Regions from separate parts of the Homo sapiens genome. Here region 2 is linked to region 1. Evidence: chromatin contacts called from ENCODE Hi-C data. All regions are on one chromosome and are shown on one strand. Each heading gives the region's core, a stretch centred on a gene start or an enhancer-like site at or near the end of the contact. The rest is flanking DNA. Distances are from core to core; before and after follow the strand shown. Region 1 holds the start of SQOR (sulfide quinone oxidoreductase). Region 2 holds the start of SEMA6D (semaphorin 6D).

Region 1 (6,330 bases), core at 3,831-6,330:
CCCGCAAGTCCCCAAATCATTTGTGGAAGTGTTGATATGTGACAGGCATTGTGCTATGCACTTTACGTAATTACTCACAAAAACCAGAGAGGTGGGAATTATTATTCCCATTTTATAAGTGAGGAAATGGAGATTGTAAGACCATGAGATAGTCATTTACCATTTTGAGTCCATTTCCCTGAGTGTAAAATAAGTGGAGGTGTCTAGTTGCCATTAAAGACCTTTCTTACTCAATGATTCAAAACAAGCTTAGATTTGATCACCTAGACCTTGAAAGGCTCATGATTTTCCTCCAAACTCAGATGGCCCCTCATCCATCTCAAGCATCATTTATGTGCTCACAGAAACACAAAACCACATTTACTAGACCCAGCACTGTCTTGAAGAGCTCTCACAATCTATACTCCAAACATGGTGGTTGTTAAAACACATCATTTTCCTATGGAGACATCATGGGCTACCTTAGAACAAATAGCCAAAGATATAAGAAAGTTATCATAGAGTGAAATCACCACAATCCCCACTTCCAGAAGCAGCCCTCCCTCCCAGAAGTCAGGAATTGGTACCAGGATACAGACATAGCCATTTTCTCTCCATTCATGTAGCTAGGGCCAGAGCTGCTGGTTCCCAGCTAGGTGGCATGAAAGTTCCCTGAGGGCTGGGCTAGGGCCAAAACATGGAGATTCATTATGATCAGAAGGGAGTCACCCCATGGTATTTAAGGATGATCATAACATCATCACCCATCACCCACCATACATTTACAAAGTACTTACTATGTACATGGCACAACAGCTAACCTAGGTCACTTGCTGAAGAGGCCAAGTTTTTCTTTTCCTAACAGTCAAAATCATGAAGCTGAATATGGCTTTAACAACTTCAGGCAAGATCCTAGGGACCACACAGGGTGTCTGTAGAAGGAAAGTACATGGGAGACTCTTCTGCATAGGTTGGGTAAGAGATCCTAAGAGCAAGTGATGGACATGTCGGGATCATGACTTAAAAGAGATGGTGCCTAGTTGTAGCCATTTTTTTTAAACCTATTGTCCATTTGGTAGAACCAGTTGTATTAATTTTCTAGGGCTGCCATAACAAAACACTATAGACTAGATGAAGTCTAGAGAACAGAAATTTATTTTCTCAAAGTTCTGGAGATTGAAAGTCCAAGACCTCAGTGCTGATGAGACTGGTTTCTCCTGGGATCTCTCTCCCTGGTTTGCAGATGGCCACCTTCTCAGTGTGCCTTTGCGTGGCCTTTTCTCTGTGCACATGTGCTCCTGACGAGTCATCTTCTTATAAGGATACTATTCATATTGGATTAGGGCTCCACCTTAATGACCTAACTTAATTTTCCTTTTTTTTTTTTCTTTCTTTCTTTTTTTGAGACAGAGTCTTGCTCTGTTGCGCAGGCTAGAATGCAGTGGCATGATAATCTTGGCTCAATGCAACTTCCTCCTCTCCGGTTCAAGCAAGTCTCATGCCTCAGCCCCCTGAGTAGTTGGAATTACAGGTGCACACTACCCCACCCAGCTAATATTTTGAATTTTTAGTAGAGACGGGGTTCCTCTATGTTGGCCAGGCTGGCCTCAAACTCCCAGCCTCAAGCGATCTGCTTACCTCGGCCTCCCAAAGTGCTGGGATTACAGGCGTGAGCCACCGTGCCTGGCTAATTATTCTTTTATTGAGACAAGGTCTTGCTATGTTGCTCAGGCTAGCCTCGAACTTCTGAGCTCAAGCAGTTCTCCCACCTCAGCCTCCCAAGTAGCTGGGGCTACAGGTGCTCACCACCACTTCTAACTAAGGCACTATCTCCTAATACAGTCACATTCTAAGATCCTGGGGGCTAGGGTTTCAATATATGAATTTGGTGAGTCCATAACACCAGTATTTGCCCTTCCCAAAGTTACAGACATAGATAGTCCCAGTGTGTTCTAAATTTCCGAGGGTTTTTTTGTTCTGTTTTGTTTTTTTCCACAAAGTTCTCTACCTCCTGTCCCAATTTAGCACTTTCTCAATGTAAATCACAGGGATGGTTGGCTAGATCTACTTTTCTTTATTATTATTACCACCTACATCTGGGGATTACAAAGATTTTTAAGGCTGGGATTAAGAAGCAACTAGTTGGCTTCCAGCCAGGTCTGGGCAGCTTTCCATAAGCTATCCAAACTGCTCCTATTTACCAAGTCTTCAGAGTCAAAGAGGAGTTATATAGTAGATAGTGGAGCAGGGAAACGTGAAAGGAGAAGAAAAAAGTACATCTATGCCCAGAAATGCCTTGTCATGGGTCCGTCTCCATTCTTTATAAGACATTTCCTGTGTTACAACACATCGGATTAACAAAGCTAGACACAGGCAACATGGAGGAGAAACTGTTCTGCAAAGGAATCCGGTTTCCTTTCAACATTCAGTTTCATTTTCACTGGCAGAACACCAGCCACACAGACACGCACACACAGACCCTGGGCCCTGACTGACATTTCAAACACCCCCGTTCCAAATGTGTTTATATATTTTTCCAGCCAGAAAAAAAGCCCCAAATTTAAACAAAGTCATTTCCCAAACCACCAGCTGTCTCCTTAATGAATTTTGTTTTTTGGACTTAGTCACAAGCAACCCTTTCTGACCCACTTATTCATTCAATAAATAATGAGTACCTCCCCAGGCTTGGGGATATAAGGCCATAAGCTTGGGAGGGATACAAATAAGTTCTGATAAATGGTATCTACTTCAGCCCTCTACACTAAGTGCAGTGCTGGGTGCCTTAAATACTTGGGAAGGTGTTATTATCTCCACTGTACAATGAAGAAGCTGAGGCGAAAAGAAATTCAAAAGCCAAAGTTAAGCTGGGTGTGGTGGTTGCTTTGGGAAGCAGACAAGGGCAGATCACTTGAGGTCAGCAGTTCAAGACCAGCCTAGCCAATATGGTGAAACCCTGTCTCTACCAAAAAATACAAAAATTAGCCAGGTGTGGTGGTGGGTGGCTGGTGTAATCCCAGCTACTAGGGATGCTGAGGCAGGCGAATCACTCGAACCTGCGAGGAGGTTGCAGTGAGCAGAGATCACCTCACTGTACTCCAGCTTAGGCGACACAGCAAGACCATGTCTCAAAAAAAAAAAAAAGCCAAGGTTACAATGGGCCTTGGAAATGTCAATGGAAGTGTCAAGCCCAGAAGCCAAGTCATTGGGTCAGTGCCCTTTCTACTATCAGAGGATCTTAACCTGGACCCAAAAACTTAGATGGAAAAGTATTTTACATCTTTATTTTTACGGATATTTAATATTTACATCTTTTATTTCTCTAGTATCTAACTGAAATTTAACATTTACTTCAATTATGTATGTAGCCAACAAACCACAGCAGTATTGGCAATACTAAGACTTTGTCACCAATAGAAATCACAGATATTGGCCGTGCGCAGTGGCTCATGCCTGTAATCCCAGAACTTTGGGAGTCCAAGGTGGGCGTATCACAAGGTCAAGAGATCGAGACCATCCTGGACAATATGGTGAAATCCTGTCTCTACTAAAAATACAAAAATTAGCTGGGTGTGGTGGCACACACCTGTAGTCCCATCTACTCGGGAGGCTGAGGCAGGAGAATCACTTGAACCCAGCAGGCGGAGGTTGCATTGAACCGAGATCGCGCCACTGCACTCCAGCCTGGTGACAGAGTGAGACTCCGTCTCAAAAAAAAAAAAAAAAGAAGAAAGAAATTACAGATATTTTCTTATATTACAAGTATTACCTATATCTTGAAATAATTGTTTATGTTCTTTACTACTTCAAAATTATGGTAACTATTTAATCCACTGCTAGATCTTGTTATTTAATAACCTTGTTATTAAATAACGCATTCGTTTTTTAAAGACATATATATTACCATATCATAAATTCTTTTAATGTTTTGACATGTGTTTTGCAATTGGTTTCCTTTATAATACTCTTCCTTTTGTTTTATACCTTTAAAAAAGCATTGTTCTGGTCCAGCGCGGTGGCTCACTCGTGTAATCCCAGCACTTTGGAAGGCCGAAGTGTGCGGATCATTTGAGGCCAGGAGTTCGAGACCAGCTGGGCAACATGGTGAAACCCGCCTCTACTACAAATACTAAAATTAGCCAGGTGTGCTGCGCCTGTAATCCCAGTTACTCGGCAGGCTGAGGCAGGAGAATCGCTTGAACCCGGGAGGTGGAGGTGGCAGTGAGCCGAGATCGCGCCACTGCACTCCAGCTTGGGCGACAGAGCAAGACTCTGTCTCAAAAAAAAGTATTGTTCTGAGAGTCTTTAGCCTTCCCAGAAATGCCAAAGGGGTGCACAGCACAAAAATGGAACAGAGCCCTGCATTATAGCAATGGGCAGCGCAGGCAAAGCCAGGGGCTCTGTTCAGCGTCTTTGAGCAAAAAGCCAGGTTGGAATTTTGATAAATAAAAGAGACAGATGAAGAGGAAAGGAAATGAGCCCAGATTCCACCAGAAGACCCCTTCTCCCTTTCCACCAATTCCTGTTCAGCAGGTGCCCTAAATCCTCTCCCCTTCAGGTTTCAGCTGCAGCCGACCCCTCGAGCGCCCCCTCTGTCCCACGCGCAGTGTCGGTGGATGACTGTGTCAATCCCTGGCCCCCGGACGCCGAGCACCCACTCCCGCTCCAGGACGGTGCCGAGTGACAGTCAACAGGTGGAAGGCGCCAGAAACGTCCACACACCAAGACCACGGATACTTCGGTTTTTAAGCACCCCTCGCGGGTTGGCCTCTCCGCGGCCCTGAGGCTCTGACACTCTGAGAAGGAAGCAAGAGTCCCAAGACCCGGGTTCCAGACAAGGGCAGCAAGAGCTGCAGGTGTCCGGAGTTGAGGAAGCAAAGTTTGGGGCGCGGCGCACCGGGTCTGCGGAGTCCCAGCTGCGGAAACCGAGTTAAGCTAACAAACAGCCTCAGTGGTGGTCGCTGTCCCCGCCCAGTCTCCCTCCGCTGGCCCAGGGCCAAAGATCGGCCGCGGATGCCTCTTACCCGGGCGTGAGCGGAGCCTTCGGTCACTGCGTTGGCGCAGCAAAAACCTTCGCTCCCTTCTGGGTCTCAAGGCCTGGACTGGGGCCCCGCCCGCCTGCCATCCGGGCGGAGGCTGGAGGCGGGGAAAGCGAGGCTCCCCCCAGGAAAGGTCCCGAAAAGTCCCGCCGTGCCCCGCCCGGCGCCGCAGCCCAGGCACCATGGTCAGTGAACACACCAGGGCGTTGAGCGCTCACGGGGCACAGAACCAGGAACAAGCGTCCATCCGGCCTGGGGTGCTGCCGGCTGGACAGACTCGCCCCTTGCGCGCCCTGAAGGGCGGCCCCGCAGGCTGGGGCGCACAGGCGGAGGACACCGAGGCCACCTGACGCTTCCGCCCCTGGGTGCCAACAGCGTTTTGTAATCAGGGCAGGCAAAAGCGGAGGCGGGGCGCTGTGCAGAGAGGCTCTGGCTGTTCCCACTGGGTCCTCCTATGTGCCCTGGGCTTCTCACCGGGTTCACACAGCTGCCCAGAAACACAGGTATTCCCGCGCTCATTTCACAGAGAAGGTGACCGAGGTTCAGCTTTGGTGTGCGCTGGAGCCCTTCCTTCAAAACGCGCAGGCAGGGGTAAGCTGGCTTCCAGCCACTGGCCTCCACAGTGTCCCATCCCATATTCATGACTGGACATTTTCAGTTGGCGGCTCTTTCCAGGTTGATGTAAAGTCTCAGTGAGTGGTTCTCCACCATATCAGATTCAGTAACCCTTTTTACAATAAATACAGGGTGTCCCAAAAGTCTCATAACCTGAGAAGTGCAAGTGCTAGAAGCTTTCAAAAAAACAAACAAAAATAAACCCTTGAAAGTTTGAGTTTCTTTTACACTTATTTGGTTTTATGAATTTTGAATATATATATATATATATATATATATAGTTGTTGTTGTTGTTTTTTGAAACAGAGTCTCACTGTGTTGCCCAGGCTGGAGCGCAGTGAGTAGAGCAATCTCGGCTCACTGCAACATCTGCCTCATGGGTTCAACCAATTCTGGTGTCTCAGCCTCCTGAGTAGCTGGGACTACAGGTGTGTGCCACCATGCCCGGCTAATTTTTGTATGTTTCAGTAGAGATGAGGTTTCACCATGTTGGCCAAGCTGGTCTCAAACTCCTGGCCTCAAGCGATCTGCCCTCCTGGGCCTCCCAAAGTGCTGGGATTACAGGCGTGAGCCACCATGCCCAGCCTTGAATATTATTTTTTTAAATGTTTTCAACTGATACTTTCTATCTTTAATCAAAGAGACTGACTGTATCTATGGCAAAATCATCATGAACAATACAATACAAACGCAGACTGTA
Region 2 (6,978 bases), core at 4,061-6,560, 2.1 Mb before region 1:
CTAACATTAAGTGTTAAGTATTGTGGTTGCTGCTGTTCTTTCCTCTTCTTCCTCCGCCTCCATCATCATCACCATCATCCTTCAGATGTTTTGTGGCTGATTTCACTAGTAAATGTTATGGAGAGAAGAAAGACTACATGCTAACTCACACCCAAACATGAGGCAGTCTCCCCTTGACACATCAATTTCCAAAAACTGGATTCCTAATTATGAAAGTTTAAACATCCAAACAAAAAAGCCTGGCAACATAACCTACAGATGTAGCCAGCTAATTCATGTTATTCTTGCTTTAACAAGCAATGGCTACTATAACAGATATCTTATTGAGTAAAAAGAAGAAAACAAAACAAAAAAAAAGCGACAGAAAGTTTCGGCACTAGTACACACGGGCCCCATATTTAGGTACATCGCGTGTTCTTTGTGAAAAGGGATGTAGCAATAACTTGCTCAGTTCACCAAAAAAGGTCTTTTTTCTATCTTCAGTCATTTGGGATCACAGGCTGAAGGCTACTTCATTCCTTTCTTCCCCTTTTCAAGTAGACTCAAGTTCTGAAGGTGTAAGATGAGTGGTGGCTGAATGGCTCCTTCTAATTCTGTGATTCTGGTGGTTTGATCTTACAGGCCTCAAGAATCTTTCCTGTGGTGGTATAAGGTTGGGGCAAGCCTCCTTTTAAATGGAACACACCATTGCAAGGTGGCAAGGACTTTCAGTAGCTGTGACCCCAGAACTGGATGAGGGGCCTGGGACAGGTTGCCAAACAATGGAAACTTCCCGTTCTGGGTGTTAACTTTAGTTACCACAGGCAGACAATACTGCCAGTGGTATAGAAGAAAAAATTGCTGTAGCCAGCTGTGCTGTTCACAGCCGGATGGATTCCATGTAGCTCCAAATGGTGATAGAGCCAGCAGCCTGTTGTAGCCAAGGACAGGATGATGGATGATCTACATACTGTGTCCAAGCAGAGAGAATGGCAGAAGTTCACTTCAGGGTTGTTAAAATGCTAATCTGGGTGAGTTAACAAAAGCTTAATAGAAAAGGAAAGTTTGAGAAATAAGTACACCTCATGTGGTATCTGTGTGGACCACTGATTTGATCGCCCTTGGTTACATAAATGGTTGTTTTTCAAAGTAAGAACGTCTAGTAGTTTTCCTGTTGGGAGAAATGCAAGCAGCTTCAATTATCAGTGGCACTGCCAGTGTTGTCAGGTGTGAGGAGGAAAACTCCACCTGACAATAGCCACCTCAACTAGAAAGTGTTATGGTATGTTTAAAATAGTTATGTGATTTTTATTCTCTCCGTGTGTCATGGGAATAAATCAGAACACTTTTTTTTTCCCCAATTGGAAGTTGGCAGCTGTTCACAAAATCAGCGGCAACCCAAGACACTAGCTTTGGTAGATATTAACACTAAGTCTCCATTCACATGAGCCACAGAAAGTGAGATCTCTCACTCTAAGGACAGATTCAATGCGTGAATTACACTTAACAGTACATTGAATCATTCACTAGTGTTAAAGGCAGGTAGGCTGCACCACTGCAAATATCTGGTATGGATAATCTTGCTTTAAAATCTCTAGAATAAAATAATACACTTCTAAAGAAAGAAGCATATCTACATTTCTTGTCAAAAGGTCTGTTTTCCCATCCTTTATTTCCTTCTATTTTTGCTCTATTGAAAATACAGAGAAACATATCTGGCTCACCTGGTGTTGGAACACTGGCTAGCACAGCTCCTTGCAAATGATAAATATTCAGTAAATACTGCCTAGTTGGCATACCCCAACTGCTTCTTGCTTCCTCTAGAAAGGCATCTAGAATATGCAGGCTTAAAGTCTATCAATTAAAATAAAAGACAATATTTTATCACGCAATATAACAAGGAAAGAGTTCACCTCCTACGGTTACACTACTAATGGTTAGGCATTCAGCCAGGCTCTTAACTCTGCATAAAATGCATCAAAAGGGTGAAAAATGACCCTATTTCAGATGCATTTTTCACTCTTTGTATCTTAGTGAAACTCACATGCAAGAACAATGACTAAGCTAATTACCAAGGTTTATTATGATGGAGCAGCAAGAAGTGAAGAACTTCTCCAGTTTCAATAAGTCTTTAGCAATTATGGCCATCTTTGTGAATCAAGGCTCTGATTCCTGTTTACTTGCTTGTGGCCTTTCAAGCGACAGAAACCACGACATTGATGTAGGGGCCTGCTTACCCCAGTCACAGTTACTGGACAGAGCCTTTCTGTGCATGCAGCAAGGAACTGAAGTCTTCTGGATTTCTAAGTTGTCCTCACTCTAAGGACTAACGGATTTACATCACAGCCATCTTTCAAATCCATCAACCCATCAAACCAGGGGAGACATGACCAGATGGTGCTATTAGAGGGCACCAAAAGAAAAAAAGAGAGAAAGAAGAGGAAGACGGCAAAATGCCCACAAATCTAAATCAAACTCAAGTTAACCAGCTGTTGGTGATGAAGAAGTCACAACATTTCTGGCATACTCTCCTGAGTCACAGAAATGTTCCAAAAAAAAAAAAAAAAAAAAAAAGAAAGGTTATTGATATAGCATCCCTACGAGGAATAAGGCCAGGTAGGAATATTCTGTAGGATGCAGTAAGAAATAGTTGCTAGTTGTTAATCTAACAAAATGTGCCAATGAAAGAAAACAGTCTGCTCAACAACACATTTTGGAAGCCTTAGGGTTATCTATTTAACTGTCTTTCTGGAAGTACATTCTAAGAGACCTAAACCAAACAAAGCACAGACAGTAACTATAAAAAACAAAACTCAGCTATGGCTGAACTATGGTTTATTTATCTCTAGATGTTTAGGTTCATGGTAATATAGACCCAAATCTCAGAGCTTATCTGGCATTTTCTATTTATCTAAGCCAGAGTAAATGTTTGTGTAATATCTGCCAGCTTGAAAGAATATGCCTGTCACTCACTACATTAAACATGACTACACACAACTTAATTTCCTGAGTTAGACACCTAAGAGAGTAAGGGGATTTATTTTTTAACAGCAAGAGTAAACCAGTATCAAAAGCTACTGTTTTTAAGCCACCAAAGGAGAGTAAAATCCTTCCCTTGAGCGGTCTGAGATGAGATTTCTTTATACTACAAGGAAGAAACCTTGAAAATTTTCTTCAAACAAGTATTTTTCCTATTCTAAGGGACAGAGATCAAACCAGTTTAGAAAAATGTTAGACCTTTCCCAGGGACTTCAGCTTTGGAATAAACAAAATAATCCACTTAATGGCCCCAAATATCAAGTAGGGGGAAGGGCAACCTTAAAAAGCACCCATAATTTTTATTACAGACTTAAAATTCTTACCGCCAGAAGTTTTGGGGAAAAATCGTCCTACTCATTGCCCTTTCACCCCAAGTAACAGGAAACACTACAGTTATTTTTAAAGGAAAGCCCCCGCTGTAGTGGCAGACATAAGGTCCAATGACTGTTGACGAAGTCTATATATCTATAGTAACGATGTGCTGCGCCTTCCCTGTGAGATCATCCAGCTGACGGCGCTGAGGGCTCGGGATGCTGGAACATCAGTTACCGAATGGTCACCCCAGAACAGGGAGTACTGCCCTAAGTTCCTCAAACGCTGCGATTCATACCGGGACTTCAATCCCCCTCCACACCCCCACCCCCGCCAGCTCCCTGACATTTCGCCTTTTAACAAGTTCAGGATTTAAACAATCACCTGACAGCAATGGTCCCAAGAGTGGATGGAGCACAAATTTTTCAAACCCAATTCTCGTGCACACTTCCAAGTCCTTTATGACCTTTCATTTCAATCCAAGAATTACACATGACAGAAGAAGCTTCAAGCCCTCCTAAATTACCCAAGGAAGGAGGCTACTGTATCAGTTTCTGCAGACCAGGGACAAACACCGCCGCTGTCAAGACGGGAAATAAAAGTTTCCCTACCTTCCTCCTCACCATGCCCCTGCCAGCGGCTGCCGGCGCGAGCGGCGGCTCCCTCCCGGCTGCAGAACGCCTCTCGTTGCCGGAGAAGGGGCTCAGCAAAATTGACTCTTCCTTATTTGTTTCCATCCATAATTGATGGGGAGATGAGAACGTAACACATCTCAGCACCGAGCTCTTGTCGCCTGGCGGAGACCCTGTCCAAGACGCTTCCGTAAAGCATTTCCAGTCGGGGAACAAAGCACGGAAAGTTGCTGGGTAGAGCGGCCGGGAGGAGACACCGGGAGCCGGGTGGGCGGTGGGGTGGCCGGTGGGCTGCTCCGGGCCCGGGAGTCCGCCCGCAGCGCGCTCTGCCAGTAAGGGGAGAGGGACGGTGGGAAGCGGCCGCCCTCCGGGCCTGGGCCGGGGATGGGGATGGCCAAGTCACCCGAGCTCCCGCCCCTCGCCGGCAGGCACTACCCGGGGGCCGTGCAATCCGGGCGCTCACTGACAGGTATCCTACGCCCGCGAGGGGCTGCTCCGGCCTCAACTGCGGCGCTGCGCCCCTTCTCCAGGACGCAGGCTAATGCTCGCCCGCCCGCTCCTAGCCGGGCGCAGAGCTGCCAGACCCCGGGCGTCCCAGCGTCCGCTCTGGGGCCAACGGGCGGGAGGGGGCGGCTAAGCCCGCAGGCGGCTCCTTCGGCCTTGGCTCAGCTCTCCCCGGCTGGCTCCTGGAGACGCTGTGCCCGGCAGAGAAGCAACCCCTGCTAACCCCAGCTATGTGCGGGGGACGCCGAGCTGGCTCTGCCTGGCAAGAAACTTTTACTTGATGCCCCCTCCGCTTTTTTTCCAAGGGGGTGCACAGTGGAGGAGGGCCTCCAAGTCCACTTGCCCCTCCCCCTAAGCCGCCAGCTTTGCCAGTTTTGACGCGTCCGCCAAACCTCTCTAGCCCTTTGCGCGTCCCTTGCACGGCAGGCAGAGAGAGCAGCTTGGAAAATAAATCAACTGTCCAGTGGCAACACACACACACACACACACACACACACACACACACACACACACACAGCGATTCGGGATCTCAGGTTCCGACCCCCACCGCGCGCACACACACACACACACACACACACACAGCGATTCGGGATCTCAGGTTCCGACCCCCACCGGGCGCCACAAGAGCATTAGCAAATTGTTGAAAACGGTCTTACCTCATTGGGGGGAGGCTGGTAAGAAAAAAGAAAAAGAAAAAAAAAAGCTTGCCACGCGCAAGGAAGAAAGAAAATAAAGAAAAATATTGTAAAAATAGATATCCCTCTGTCTCCTTAGGTCTTGGCTTCCTTGATAGAATCCTGAAACTCGCCACCACCCCTTGCAGCAGCAGCAGCAGCAGCGGGACAGAGCAGGAGCAAAACAAACCGATGCACGGCAAATGGTGTAATTCGATCCATCTCCAAGTCAATCCATCAGGCGAGCCGGAGCCTGGCTCCCTCCACGCACTCGGCAGCTCCCGGCGCGGGTCCCACCCCCGGGCACGGACGGCAGGAGGCGCGGCCGGCCGGGCGCGCTCGCCCTCGCGGGTGAACCGTGGCCAGCGCCGCCTGGAGGCCCCCACCCTGGCGCCGCGGCCCTGCTGACCCCTCGGTGGCCTCCGCGTCCCTCCTCTCCGGCGCTCTGCTGCGCACCCTCCCTCTCCCCACCTCTGAGTAGCTGCTCCTTCTAGCAACTCCCAGTGCCTCAGTCATCCAGCTCGCAGTGGGTGCTGCAGCCTGCGAAGCAACCTTTTCGATTCCCTCCCTCTTTCCCTCTCGCTCACTTCTTTCAGAGCTTTCCTCCAGAACCCAGAGGACAAATCACTGCAGCCCAGGAGAGCTGCGGGCGCAGTTGTTCCGTGAAGTTCTGCCTTAGTTTTCCAGTGTAAGATTTATTTTTTAAGCACATCTTTACAAACCCGCCCCCACATTACCCCCCCGCCCCCCATTTCTCTTTATAACCACTAAGCAAAACAGCTGGGAAGAAAGCAATCAAACATTGCTTTATCTTTATAAAATACAGAAATTGCCTACTAAAAATCCCATTTCTACTTTGAATGAAAGCCATTCTGTACAGTATAATTTTGCAGGCTAATGACCCGGTTTTACAGGCAAGTGTTTCATGTAATATGTTGTGGGAGAAATGAAAATGTCCTTGAAGTGACATCATTTAAAATTGACTGTCACAAATGAAAGGAAAAAAAAAGTCACATATTCCAAAACAAGAGGATTTTAATTCAAACTTCATTTCCAAGAACGGGCTGTGTTTTATTAATTTCCAGTTGAATTATGGATCACTGAGGGCTCTAAATGGCTAGAATGAACCATGATGCCCCTGTTTAAAGAAAAAGAAGAGAGCTTTTTCCGCCAAACTTAATTTTCATTTGAGTATGGTTAATTACCGTGAAAGAGAGAAGAGAGGGGCGCAGAAAGGACTTCCTTTCCTCAATGGTTCCTGCTTTCTCCCAAACACAGTTACATGTTTACATTTAGGAAAAATACCCTGGTCCTCGTTGTTTCTGAAACTTCCAAGGACAGCCTTGAAAAGGAACTCAAAAAAGACACCCCAAGCAACTGCTGCAGGACTCATCCGGAGAACTATTTCCTCCCTAGTTAACACTGTGTAACCCAAGGAAAGAAGGGGAGAGAAGGATGAGGAGTCTTTTAAAATATAGACTCTTTCCTGCTGTTCTTCCAATTAGAAGAAAAGAGTAGGGGGCGGAAAGAACAGCTTTGGCAACACAGCTCTGTGATTTTTTTCCTGTTGTTATTAGGTCTTTTGTTGGCCGGCTAGTTGGTGTTTTCTGGTTGTGCTGGGCTCTGACATCATTGCAAGTTACTTGGCAGTCAGGGCCCTTCCCCAGCCAACTTCTGACCCAGAAAGCTGTGCCTGTTTCCTGGCGTCCAGTTATTCTGTATTTTCTCCATCAAGGGAGCAAGCCCCCGTTGCAGGCAGAGGATACTGTGCATTGCATAAAGATTGCAAGGGGGTGGCCATTGGCTTGATGAGGAGTCAAATCGCCACCCACCTGGAG

Evidence for each region. A loop is a pair of places that touch in the nucleus more often than their neighbours do. Pooled maps may share reads with other maps.
Region 2: a map of gastrocnemius medialis shows a loop between it and region 1 (5-fold over the local background). The contact joins the promoter of SEMA6D here to the promoter of SQOR in region 1. A Hi-C loop is called at or near these places in 2 of 168 maps with a recorded cell type or tissue (ascending aorta and gastrocnemius medialis) and 6 of 50 pooled maps.

Annotation. Positions count from the first base shown.
Region 1 is chr15:45,633,779-45,640,108 of GRCh38, reverse strand. It overlaps SQOR (sulfide quinone oxidoreductase), which reads right to left and starts at 5,080. Exons shown (of 10, transcript NM_021199.4): 1 at 5,001-5,080. RefSeq lists enhancers at 2,310-2,369, 2,400-2,479, 4,309-4,358, 4,389-4,478, 4,941-5,936 and a silencer at 4,959-5,128.
Region 2 is chr15:47,715,837-47,722,814 of GRCh38, reverse strand. It overlaps SEMA6D (semaphorin 6D), which reads right to left and starts at 5,310. Exons shown (of 19, transcript NM_001358351.3): 1 at 5,123-5,310. RefSeq lists a silencer at 5,189-5,483.